Regions from separate parts of the Homo sapiens genome. Here all the other regions are linked to region 3. A link is a loop called in an ENCODE intact Hi-C map of the cell type or tissue named here. Cell type or tissue: dorsolateral prefrontal cortex. All regions are shown on one strand.

What was found. A loop is a pair of places that touch in the nucleus more often than their neighbours do. Peaks named below come from ENCODE experiments on the same cell type or tissue, not always from the same donor. Only the 100,000 strongest peaks of a DNase experiment are listed, where the experiment ranks them.
Region 1: a loop joins it to region 3, with 6 times the contacts of the local background. A loop is called at or near these places in 6 of 110 quality-filtered maps.
Region 2: a loop joins it to region 3, with 8 times the contacts of the local background. A loop is called at or near these places in 11 of 110 quality-filtered maps.

What each region holds. Positions count from the first base shown.
Region 1 is chr18:78,657,697-78,661,696 of GRCh38, reverse strand. No RefSeq gene overlaps it. Among named protein-coding and RNA genes, the nearest start is that of LINC01896, 320 kb to the left of the region's middle. RefSeq lists an enhancer at 1,599-2,100. In dorsolateral prefrontal cortex, a CTCF peak has its summit at 1,746 (motif pointing left); a DNase peak (open chromatin) is centred at 1,776; H3K27me3 peaks cover 2,316 bases.
Region 2 is chr18:78,071,314-78,075,313 of GRCh38, reverse strand. No RefSeq gene overlaps it. Among named protein-coding and RNA genes, the nearest start is that of LINC01029, 80 kb to the right of the region's middle. In dorsolateral prefrontal cortex, CTCF peaks have their summits at 467 (motif pointing left) and 1,852; no DNase peak of the experiment used is centred here; H3K4me3 peaks cover 541 bases; H3K27me3 peaks cover 944 bases.
Region 3 is chr18:78,984,191-78,988,190 of GRCh38, reverse strand. All of the region lies in intron 1 of SALL3 (spalt like transcription factor 3), which reads right to left. Among named protein-coding and RNA genes, the nearest start is that of SALL3, 6.4 kb to the right of the region's middle. RefSeq lists an enhancer at 2,814-3,328. In dorsolateral prefrontal cortex, a CTCF peak has its summit at 1,818 (motif pointing right); DNase peaks (open chromatin) are centred at 1,870 and 2,984; H3K4me3 peaks cover 1,938 bases; H3K27ac peaks cover 2,310 bases; H3K27me3 peaks cover 4,000 bases.

The DNA.
Region 1 (4,000 bases), 330 kb after region 3:
TCCACCCAACAAAAGTGGGAGGTGGGTTGAGGGAAGGTGAGTTCGGGCCATTCTCTCACTGGAGGAGGGACAAGGAGGTCCTGTGGCTCGTGGCCATGATCCTGTACCTGGTCACCCGTTCTACTAGGCAGCCATCCCCAGACTGGAGTTGACTCTATCCATGTCTGCAGGGGCGGGTGCCTGACCTGGGCTCTGCACCTTCCTGTGACTGTATCTGCTGGGGTGGGTGCCTGACCTCCGTTCTGCACCTTCCTGTGCCTTTATCCATGTCTGCTGGGGTGGGTGCCGGACCTCCATTCTGCTCTGGAGTTTGAGGGTCTTTGTACCGCTTGCTATAATCACGGGGCTTCACGCACAGCCATGCATCATTCCTGCTTTGGCTGGTGGGTTTAGTGTGTGCTACAGATGGGAGGGGTTTGTGAACCTTCTCGACACTGGCTGCCATCACACGGGTTACACACGAGGCCCAGGTTACAGGAGGCTTCAATGTATTTTAGAATCTTGACATATGTTCCCTTCTCTCGTCACCCGCGACGTGTTCTACGACAAGGTCCTATTTCTTTCTGCCCGCATTGTTGGTGGTGCTAATTCCCTAGTAGGATGGATGACAGAAGGAAGGAGACATCTCAGGCTTGTCTTTAGGGGCCTCACAGTCTATTTTAGCTGAAAAAACTAACGCTGACGGATTGCATGGCAATGACTTCTTGCTTAGACGTGTGATGTGACAGATGGAAACCATGAGGAGCAAAGCCCTCGTGCATGCGGCCTGGAGAGACTGGGACCTTCTCAACTGGCCATGGGAGAGAAGCTGCATTATTCACAGCAGTGCAGGCTGTGGGACTCCCGGTCCTGTGGGATGGATGGGCCTCGCTTTAGGCCACTTGAAGCTAGTGTGGGCAAGATGGGCATTCTTGGAGGGCAGGAGGGAGAGAAGGGCGTCGCTCACAGTGAGAAAGCGGGTGGGAGACTGGCATGCAGTGTCACATGCAGCTTTCAGAGCTGGAGAAAACGGAACTCCCTGGCAATCTGGCAGTAGCCTGGCACAATTACATGTTTGAAAACTTCATTTCCACAAGAACTAGGAAGATAAGTTGCATTGACAAGGTCTTAAATCACAAAGTTTCCCCGAGACTCTGAAACGATTGTAGGCACTGGTTTTGTCTTGCAGTGGGGAGAGGCCAAGTGGCGAGAGGAGCCTCCCTGGCTGTCCTCAGCAGCACGGTGCATTTTGCAGCTGGGAAGCCCCATGGGGAATGGCTGGAGGCTCACGTTCAGGGCCTGAGGACGACAGTGGGTGCCACACACCACAGGTGGAATAGTGAGGGCAGGAGGGTGACGTCCAGGTCCTGAGGACGACAGTGGGTGCCACACACCGCAGGTGGAACAGTGAGGGCAGGAGGGTGACATCCAGGCCCTGAGGACGACAGTGGGTGCCACACACCACAGGTGGAATGGTGAGGGCAGGAGGGTGACATCCAGGCCCTGAGGATGACAGTGGGTGCCGCACACCACAGGTGGAATGGTGAAGGCAGGAGGGTGATGTCCAGGCCCTGAGGATGACAGTGGGTGCCACACACCACAGGTGCAGGTTGATGTCCAGGCCCTGAGGACGACAGTGGGTGCCGCACACCACAGGTGGAGTGGTGAGGGCAGGAGGGTGACGTCCAGGGACGCGGGGCTGCCTGGTGGGCTCCTTCGAGGAGCCTGTGTGGAAGTGGGCACAGATGCCTCAGGGCAGCAGTGCCACCACCTGGCCAGCCGCAGCCTCGCAGCCTCCACGTCGGAAGTCCCGGCATCCAGCCGTCTGCCGGAGGGGCTGGTGGTCCAGCCCATGCCTGCCAACATCTGGTGACAGGGCAGACAAAGCCCATGCCCCAGGGTGGCTGTGGGGAGTTCCCAGGGACAGCTGGGGGATGGTGGGTGCCCGGCGGGCAGGTCTCGTGGAGGAGAGCCCATGGGTGGTCTGCAGATGTGCCAGGAGCTGAGGGAGAAAGGAGACATCTCTCGGGAAGGTCTATAGGACAGTGTCCTGGGATGTCCTTTGGAACAGCTAACAGGCCCCCCTGAGACACGATGTGGTCTACACCACCCAACCTCATGCCAATGGCTCTTGCCAAAGGCTCTTGGAGAAGCCGGGTGCAGGGATGACGTGGTTCTCATGGGGTGACATCTGTGTGGAGACAGCTAGTTACGGCGCTGGCTGCATTTTCCAAACACCCCTGGGTCAGGCCCTAAACAGGTGGCTCTTTCTTCTAATTGCTAAAACGTCAAGACTTGCAGCTTGTCATTCTACCAATGGGGCACATGGCAGCACCAACTAGAGAATGAAACACTCACGCCCCTGCCCTCCCCGCTCCAGGGAAAGGGCAGCTCAGCCACCACAGTTCCAGGGCTGGCTCTGCACATCCATGAGGTGCTCTCGGCCTGTGGGCCGTGGAGGTGCGATTGCTTTGTTTTCTAAGGCAGGATGTGCCGAGAGCCACTTTTGCCTCACCTGTGGGGCCTTGTGTTGGGGGGTGGAAGGGCAATGGTGGCAGTCCCCTTCCTTGCATCGGATGGCGAATGGGCAGTGGTGACCTTCCCCCTCATTGCATCGAGGGGCGGATGGGCAGAGGTGGCCGTCCCCTTCATTGCGTCGAGGGGCAGATGGGCAGAGGTGGCCGTCACCCTCATTGTGTCGGGGGCAGATGGGCAGTGGTGACCGTCCCCCTCATTGCATTGAGGGGCGGATGGGCAGAGGTGACCGTCCCCTTCATTGTATTGTGTCCACACAGCCCCACGCTGGGTAACAGATGAAAATCACTATTACTTTAAAGTTGACCCTGGGGGCTTAGGCCATGCTTCCACAAGGCCACTGGACTTCTGAAAAAATGGGCCACCATCCTGATCTACCTGTTGTCTTGTTTCTGTGATGTCAAAAAGCCTCCTACCCCTGGACGAACCGGCGGGTGGGTGGGTCTGTCGCGGCTGCACTGCCTCCCTCTCTGCAGCTCCAGCACAGAGCCCCTTCCTCCTGCTGCAGGGGCACCTCCCCCTCCTCCTTTCTCTCCACCACCAACTCTGCCCTTCTCTGCAAAAGAAGTCGGCATTTTCCATGTGTTCAGCTACCGAGAAAAAAGGTTCTATTAATATAAATTGTTAATTAGGATTGTTATCATTATTTTGTGTTCCATGCAGATTAGTCATTTGAACCTTGTTCTTTTTCACAGAGAAGGAAACCAAAGAGAACAACATGGTTTCTCTCATAAATTATCGAAGGCCTTAGTAGGTGTTACTACCACCGGAGATGCAGATCGAGCATTTGGCGTGGAAAAAATAATAAGATACCAGTCAGTGTTGACCAGGTGCTGGGGGAGCCAACATTCATCCTAATGTCTCTGTGCGAGGCAGTGAACTGCTGTCCTACCATGCTCTGTCCTTATGGCACCTGACCTGGGGGTGGGCTGTGGACAGCTGCGGCCTGGGGCGGCCAATGCATACGGCGTGGACTCCATCACACCTCATGGACACAATGGCTCTCTCTGGATTTGTGAGCAGTATGTTGCCTCATCTTTAATGTGTGAAGGTATTTTTTCCTACCATTTAAGCTACTTTTAAAAACAGCGTTATTGAGGTATAGTCACGTTCAATAAGCTACACATATTTAACATGTGTTATTTGGTAATAAGTGTGGACACGTGTGTCTAACTGTGAAGCCATCCCTGCCGTGAAGAGGGTGAATCCTCCTTCCCTCTAAAACTTTTCTCTGTTCCTTCCTGGCCCTCCTTCCACTTTTGTCCCCAGAAAACCCCTGCTCTAACTGTGCATCCGTCCGTGTCTCTCATCTGTGAATGGAATTGGAAAGTTAGTGCTTTTCTGTGGGCCTGGCTTCTAACTCAGCACAGTGACTTTGTGGCCTCTCACTCGGCAGCATGCGGCAGTGGCTCGTTCCTTTCACCGCAGGGCAGAGCTCTACTGAGCACACGTGCTGGGTTATCATTCATCAGTTCATGGATATTTA
Region 2 (4,000 bases), 910 kb after region 3:
TTTTTCCCTCTCTGAAAACTTTTTATGCATATGTATATATAATAAAGTGACTATGGAATGGGCTCTTGAAGGTGCATGGAAAATGTCTTACCCAAAGCCCTAAACAGTTCTGCAGTACTTGGATCATAAATATGTTTTGATAAGTGATAAACTCATTTGGCATACTAGATTGGACACTCCCAGGAAGAAGAGAACAGGTAAAAAATGTTTGATCTTGCAGGGGAGCTGTTGTCTGTCTGCTTTCTAGGATGTAGACAGAAAACACTGTTTGTCCCTATCAGGCTTCAAGAAATCGAAAAGGATTTCAATGGCGGTTTTATTTCCGTCAATCATTAAAACTGTAATAACTCAATATTCAAGACAACAAGCTATAAAACTATTCCCATTCTACCTTGCCAGCATTTTATGATAATTCTTTCTTTTGGACTTTAGAAATCATTTCCCATTCTTTAGCAACTCTCTGAAATAATTCTTACTGACTGCAGTGACACCTACTGCTGGCAGGATCGCTTTACTTGGGGTCTCAGACACAGAACAGCAGCCTTGCAATCGGGGGGCATGAAGATGAACAGAGAATGATTATTCGGAAATGCAATTCCTAACAAAAACCAGTGCTGGCTCCCAGGCCGGCCTGAAGCAGGAAGGAAGCACAGCATCTCTCGGTTCTTTTGTCCCAGGACTCAGGTTCCCATCTCCACCCAGGCAATGGTGGAGCAGCTTGGAAGCCAGGGATCTCTGCCTTCCTTAGCCTTCGGCCTCCCAGCCCAGCTCCCTGAAACACCGCATCTACAGAGAGCCCTGCTATGCCTCGGTATAAACCACTACCTGATTAACAAAATAATTATTCCAACCACCGCCACATTCTGCATAGACTTAAGCCTTTCTGTTTTAACAAAACAATGTTAATTTTCTCTTAGAACATCTGTGACCCATTCACATAACTGCTAAATTAAGACAATATTATTTTAAATCACTATCTTTGTTACCTTCCCAACCTTAAGAAAAGCCAGCAAATAAATTTAAGACCATGTTTCCTGAGATACTCATTTGAATTCTGCCCTTGCCAATATGCACGAATATGTCTACAGCCAGTTTTCCTCCTTTTGTGCTTTAAAATAACATCAAAAGCAGCAACAGCACAATAACAATTGTAAAGACAGCTAAAATTTTTAAGTGATCATGCAATAAGCTTTCACATTGTAAAACTAAAGCTATCTCTGCAGTTGTTTTCCTAAAATATTACTGTATTGACATCGCACCGCCCTCTGCTCTCTTCCCACCAGCTTGCTTTCCGTTGTTTTCAGTTCCATTAACCATTGAAAAATAATCCAGTATTAGGGAGAAGAGCTCTTTTTCTGTATCGTGTGTCTTAAGGAAATCACTTTCTTAAAAAAGAGAGGAGATTTCATTTGTAATATTTCCAGAATAAGCAATGAACTCTCTTTTTCATTTTGAAGACGAAAGCAGAACGTGGGAATATTCAGATCCAAGCCAGTTTTCTGCTGGATGTTTAAGAAGCTTACACATATACAAATGTATTTTATGCATATAGCAGATACGAGGCATGTATAATTCTAGGATATATAAAACAGAAGCACTAAACATAATTTAAACAAGTAATAAGAACTTCATTTCCCCACACAGCACATACAACCGCAGCCGTGGCAAAGCTCATCACTGCTGTCTCAGAATAATAGGACTTGGTTTTGAATTGCTGTCCTTAAAATCTGACGATAGAAAACAAGTGCAACGCATCCATTAACACAACACAAAAGTTAAGAAGAAGTTGCTCTCAGAGAAGCAATCATTGTCTGTGACTCCATAGTGCCACCACATGGAGTGATATTTGAATATAATTCAACTGTTTCAGACTCAGTAAACTGTCTGTAAATAATACTTTACATACTTCATAAGACAGCAAAGAGGGATATCTAATCTTCTCTCTAGCATGTGAAGTTCAAAATGTTTCCTTGTGAACACAGAGGTGTCTCATTTCTAAGAGCATGAATGCACTGTAGTAAAAACCAAACAGCGAAACTGCTTTATTCCACCAATAAAAAAAGAGCCATTTGGTAAAAGGATGCATTACACATTTTCTATTTAAATTAGTTTATAAGAAGCAGATGTTAAGCTTTCCTTGGTAAGAAAAGAAAAGGAGTTATAAATGAATTAAACTATTTTTTCAGTGGATCTCTGACCCTTCACTCTCAATGCATTTCTGTTTTGAGTAATAATGTAAATGCATATTTTTATTACTAAGGCAAGTGGTTTTAGCAATTATTCTTTAAAATATTAGATGTCAGGTTAGGAAAGTCCACCGAATTAAATGCCAGTCTGATACCATAAACCAGCGCAGGTCCCAAATCACATTAACTAGAGAATCTTCAGATGAAAACTCACTCCGTAAGAGCGTCTGTGGAAAACGCAGCCTAGGCTTCAATTCTACGCTCTAATAAAGCGTCTGTGATTTCAGATTTCATGATCTCTGTCAATTGGTTGTAAAGTACAAATTGCAATTCAAGCAAGTTTGAGAGCATTTTCTTTTTTTGTAGGGGAGGTTGGTATAAACTGGGATGACGTTGAGCATCCAAGCCTCAGCCAGAAAGTGATCATGTTTCTAGAACACGACCCCCGTACACAGCCCCCCACATGGTTCACCACGGTAAAGGTGCTTTCCATTGTAATTGTCTTTAAAGGAGCTTTAATTAAATGCTCAACGTGGATGGCCTCACTAGACGCTTTCATGCTCAGACATTTTTAAAGAGCAGAGCTCTCGCCGGCTGGAAGCACAGCCTGTGCGTCGGACGCTGTTGTCTCTGCGACGGTTCCACTGAACTCACTCCTAACGATCTACCCTCAGTTACCTAACTTCAACACTATTTTTTCCTTAGACTGCATTAATGAATCCAATAAATAAAGCATTGTATCACCCATCCAGAATGGACATTAATTTTAGAACAAAACATTAATCAACTTAAATTTATGTACTAATGCAGACACAATCAATTTCAACTTCTTATGACAATTAGCAAAGCTTTCGCTACATCTCTAAAACACACTGACCCATCAATTATGGTTTGCATCAAAGTAATGCTAATGACACCTCCCTAGTCCTTAGGCTGCCAACAACCCACCTGATTGGTCAACTTGAATGCAGCAAATCAATTAATATAAATTATACATGCACGAAAAGATGGGTTAATATCATAAGTTAATTTAATTAATTGTGTTTGATTAAATGAGGTACTTTCATTAGCCCACTTAGCCATGAACCATATATACATCATCATAATCCTTTTACAAGCTCAGCCGCCCAGACATAGCCCTGACATCAAGAGCATATTCAAATTACCAGCCTCAGCCATGCAAACCTCCCTGCATAATTAACAACTAAACGAGCTGCAGTCACTTAAGCTGAAAAGAAAACTGTTCACATCAACCTCTCTGATACTGTTTAAATTGAAGGTGTCATGGGTAAAACAAAGGTGAACAGACAATGGTAATTAAAAATTAAAAAGGACAAGGGGGATTTGCAACTAATGGAAGCAAAGTGGAAAGAGGGCTGAGGCCTTGGTTCTTTCAAACGCAGTGTGTGAGTATGGGGTCATTCAGATCCCATCCTTTCTGGGCTGTGCTCAGTGCAGAATGTCTGCCGGAATCAGAGACATGGAGCTTGACTGGATGGTGGACGAGGGCTGACCTAAGCAGCTCCATCAGGAGCAAATGAAATTGTAACAGGATGGCCCCCAAAGCCATGGTTTGTCGTTACCTCATCGTGAACGCCGGCCACACAGGTGCGGAGTCCTGTCCATTTCGCCGGGGTCTGATCCCTGGCCATGTTTTCAGCTGTGGTTCCGACCTCAGGTATCAAACCCTGTCCAGCACGGGAGCCTCGCCCAGCTCCCGAGAATGGCATTCATTAAATGGATTTTCTTCCAGACGACATGGCAGAGGCTTGACATAAAATATAGGGATGTCTGATGGAAGTTATTCATTCCTT
Region 3 (4,000 bases):
AATGTATTTAACCACCTTTTTAAATTAAACTTGTATTTTGAACTGGCCTGTATGCATGTTCCAAAAATAGAAGTTATTACATTAATTAATATGGCCTAAACTTTTTATGTCAAGGCAAAACCATGTCAGCGAGGCACTGTAACAACAGTACAACAGTGACAAGTTTGAGAAATTTATTTCCAATGCAATTTTCATTTTCTTCCTCTCTTTGTTTAAGGGGCGAATTAAAAAGCAAGCATTGCAAACATTATCATTAATGTCAAAGGAACTTATTTTTTGCACACTATTCAACAGCTAAGAGACGTGAAACTGTAAACAGGCAGGGGATGGGCAGGAATGGGATTTTATTAGAACAAGTTAAGAAAAATGCCAACCAGTTCACCAACTAACAGAACTTAGCGAACACTCTTCCCTTCTTGGTGAATGAGAGTATCTGGCCAGGGCTACTTTTAGGAAGTACCAACCCATTTGCTTCTATGTGAACGTGAAGGTGGCCTCAGGACCTGCTCTGCCACAACCCGCCTTAGCTGATCTCAAATTAAGTATCACACCCATGGTGCCATGTTGGCCATCTGCACTACACAGGATAAAAATATAGTTTTTTTTTCCATTTAATTTACAGTGATCCCAATATCTGCTGTTTACACCTAGATTTTCAGGGCCTCTATTACCATGTGCACATTCCTTCCTGTCTGTGTTTCTCAGTTGTACAGAAGAGGGGAGGAAGGTCCCACAGGCCTTTCAGAGAAAACCTCTAACAAAAGCATAGCTTCAAAGACGATAGTTAAAAAAAATATGTATTTTCCCCTTCTAACTAATAAAATATACACAGAATGTTTAACAAAAATGTTCCTATTCTTAGGAGTGACTCTTGGTGTGAAAGGAACCCCTCAGACTGTCTGTTTTTGGTCTTCGCTCAGCTTTAATCCCTGGTCTGTTATAGAATCTATCTATCTTCTATCAGAATGACAGGCAGAATTTTTAGCCTGGATGATCTTTTTAAAGCCACAAGTGAAAAACATCATTGTAATATGTGTGTGTAAAATACAGCTATGTGATTTCCAAGCAAACTAATCCTCTGATTTGGTTTTACATGAGAAATTACATGAGAAAAAACCTAAAACAGGTTTTTTTTTTAAAAATAAGTTTACTTAGAATAATATTAAAATGCTCAATTTTTACATAAATTTTGTGTATGAAATATATAACTTAAGATATGCTGTGTATACCTATATAATATTTAAGACGATGCTTTCTTCAAAAATTTCAAGCTACAGTTCTTGGCATTTCAAGTACAGTGGTTTTTAAGTAAGCTAACCAATTACAAAGTAGTATTAATATAGGTGTTCTGTAATTTCCTTTATCAATCTCAAAAGCTCACCTTCAATACACTTTTGCTGCATGTTTTTTACTCATTACAATGAACAAGAGAAGCAGAATTTGTTTAGTGCAGGGAAAGGGTTGTTAACTTATCCACTTCAATGAGTAACTTTAAAATGCCACGTGGATCTTCAGGAAAGGAAGACGGACTTTTTCCTTTGCCTTTCCATCTCTTAAAAATCCAGAAAGCATTTTTTTCCAGTTTTCCTAAATTGTTAGGAGACACTTATTTTCTTGCAAATTAATTCTTTTTAACTCCTTATGATAGCTTTGAATCCCATAAAGAAAGATGAATTATCACATACTGAGCCCAAGCTGTGAAACAGGAGGAGACAAATAGAGACCCCTACTGTGTTTAACAATGTAGAAGAAATTCCAGACGCAATAGAAAAATTTTCTGTCCTTTTCCCGAGACCTCAGAGTGTGTACGCACAGCGCTGAACAGTGGAGGGCACTCTTGCCATGCTCAACGCGGCTCTGACCACACACTCCCGCGCGTCGACGCCATGGCCCACACCTCAAATTTGTTAAGTCACGACCACCTGTGGCACAGTCACCAACTGTCTTCTGCTTAAAACATTTGCAGTTTTTAACCTGTGCAGTGAAGCACCCGGGAGGAGACACGGTTGCCTTTATGGGTACATGCAGATGGGAGCTGGACAGCACTCGCATTTGCTTTAACTATCTGCCCTCGACGCTGCTTCAAATAATAAGACGTTTGTTACACTTCAAGGTTGCACAATAGTTCTTTCATTTAGATGTTATGCTGTCATCACACTTATAAGGAACGCGTGTGTATCACTATCTATGCCTAATGAAAAATACGCAGACCTGAAATATGTCAGCTGATGCAAACAATTTCAATCGAAATTTGATGAGGGGGTGAAAACAAGGTTTTGCTAAATCACTTTTGGTGAAGATGCAGATGGTTTACATTCAAAGGCTGTGGTCTCACTGATCCGACACATGAAATTAAACGTGCTATTTCATGACATGCCTACTTGAAAGCACCCAAACACTGTCCATTTTTCAAATCCACTATGCATAGAAATAAATACGCAAAACCACTTAGACATATAAATGCCTACATGTAAATAGCTCTAGAGGGGCACATGAGCCACGCTGCGTCCAGAAGCAAGGCTACCATCAGCTGTGACCATCAGCCCGCTCACACTCGGGATCAGGCGATGGAATCATTTCCATCATTTGTCAGCACTTCATGGCACTTTCATTTCTACAGGCAAAGTTTGCACATATGCAAAAAATCATCCTGGAAAAGCCACTGCCCTGGGTCGTTGAAGCCAGTGACTCTGCACGTATACAGATCCTACAACAGAATTACCAAACAGTGCGGTGAAGGTCACTCTCGAAAAGACCAGTAACGCCGACGAATCACGACAAAGTGCCGCGGCACCTGCAGGGTTAATTAAACAGTTCAAGATGCAATAACGACACAAAAGAAAGCCGTTTTCTCTTCTTCTTTAAGAACTATAAACACTTGTGCTGAACTAGATGGCGTCTGAGAAGCCGTGCAGCACGGCGCAAGCTCGCGGGATCTCTAGTTAACACTCAGATTCAGTGTTAACACTTAACAGAACAGTGGTGAGCCCTGTTGCCAAGGTCAACAGCACAGATGCACTAATTGTATTATGAGCTTGACATCTAGTGGCCACCCCTGGCAGGGCAAAGCAGGCAAAGGTTAAATCAGCAAGGCTTGTCAAAGCACTTCTAACTACCCACCTTCAGGGAGAGACGGTCGGAAGCTGGCCAGCACTCTGCAACCCCACCTTTTCAGACATCAGACAAAAAGGCTTTCTGCGCCGAGCTGGCTGCTAATGCTCGCAGAGAATGCGAAGGGGGTAGGGATTTTAGATAGTAAGCAGAACTAATCTGAAGGTGATTGAAAAAGACAGGCCCACAGAGGAAAATATTTAGACACCACACTGGCATTATCGGATCCCCTTGGTGGACACCGTCTCAGTCTGGAGAACGCCTCCCTTTAATTAAGAAACAAATCAATCTTCATCTCTAACATAGAAACCATTCCATTATTTTATTACAATTAATATTTTATACTTTCTGGCATGTGACTGGCCTGGTTTGCTTAGAAATCAGTTAGCTGCATTTTAAATCATAAATGTGTCGAAATTACATGAGAAATAACCCTAGACAGGTTTTTTTTTTTAAATAAAAGTTTACTTGGAACATTAAATTGCTCAATTTTTACATACAGTTTGTTTCATTGTGTATGAAATGTGTAATAATTAAGGTATGCTGTAATTACAAACCTGTCCTTCCAAGACTAAAACATGTTGGTCTTATTCTGGCAACTACTGAACAAATCATGTAGGAAAATAAAACTAATAAAAACAAAAAATCCTTCCTGTTATATTTAAAAGTTATGCTTCTTGAAACTATCTTGCAGCACTGAAAGATGGTGCATATCCTCATTAGAAGTGAAAAAGATTTTTATTGTACTTAAATAAAAGCTGGTGCCAATACTTTTAAGAATGCTAAATTCCAACTAATGGTCAGCACACAGAATAGAAACCCTGGTTGTGCTTTTGCTGAATTCCCCCCAAAAGAAAATATTCTTAGGGCTACCTGGAAATGAATGGTA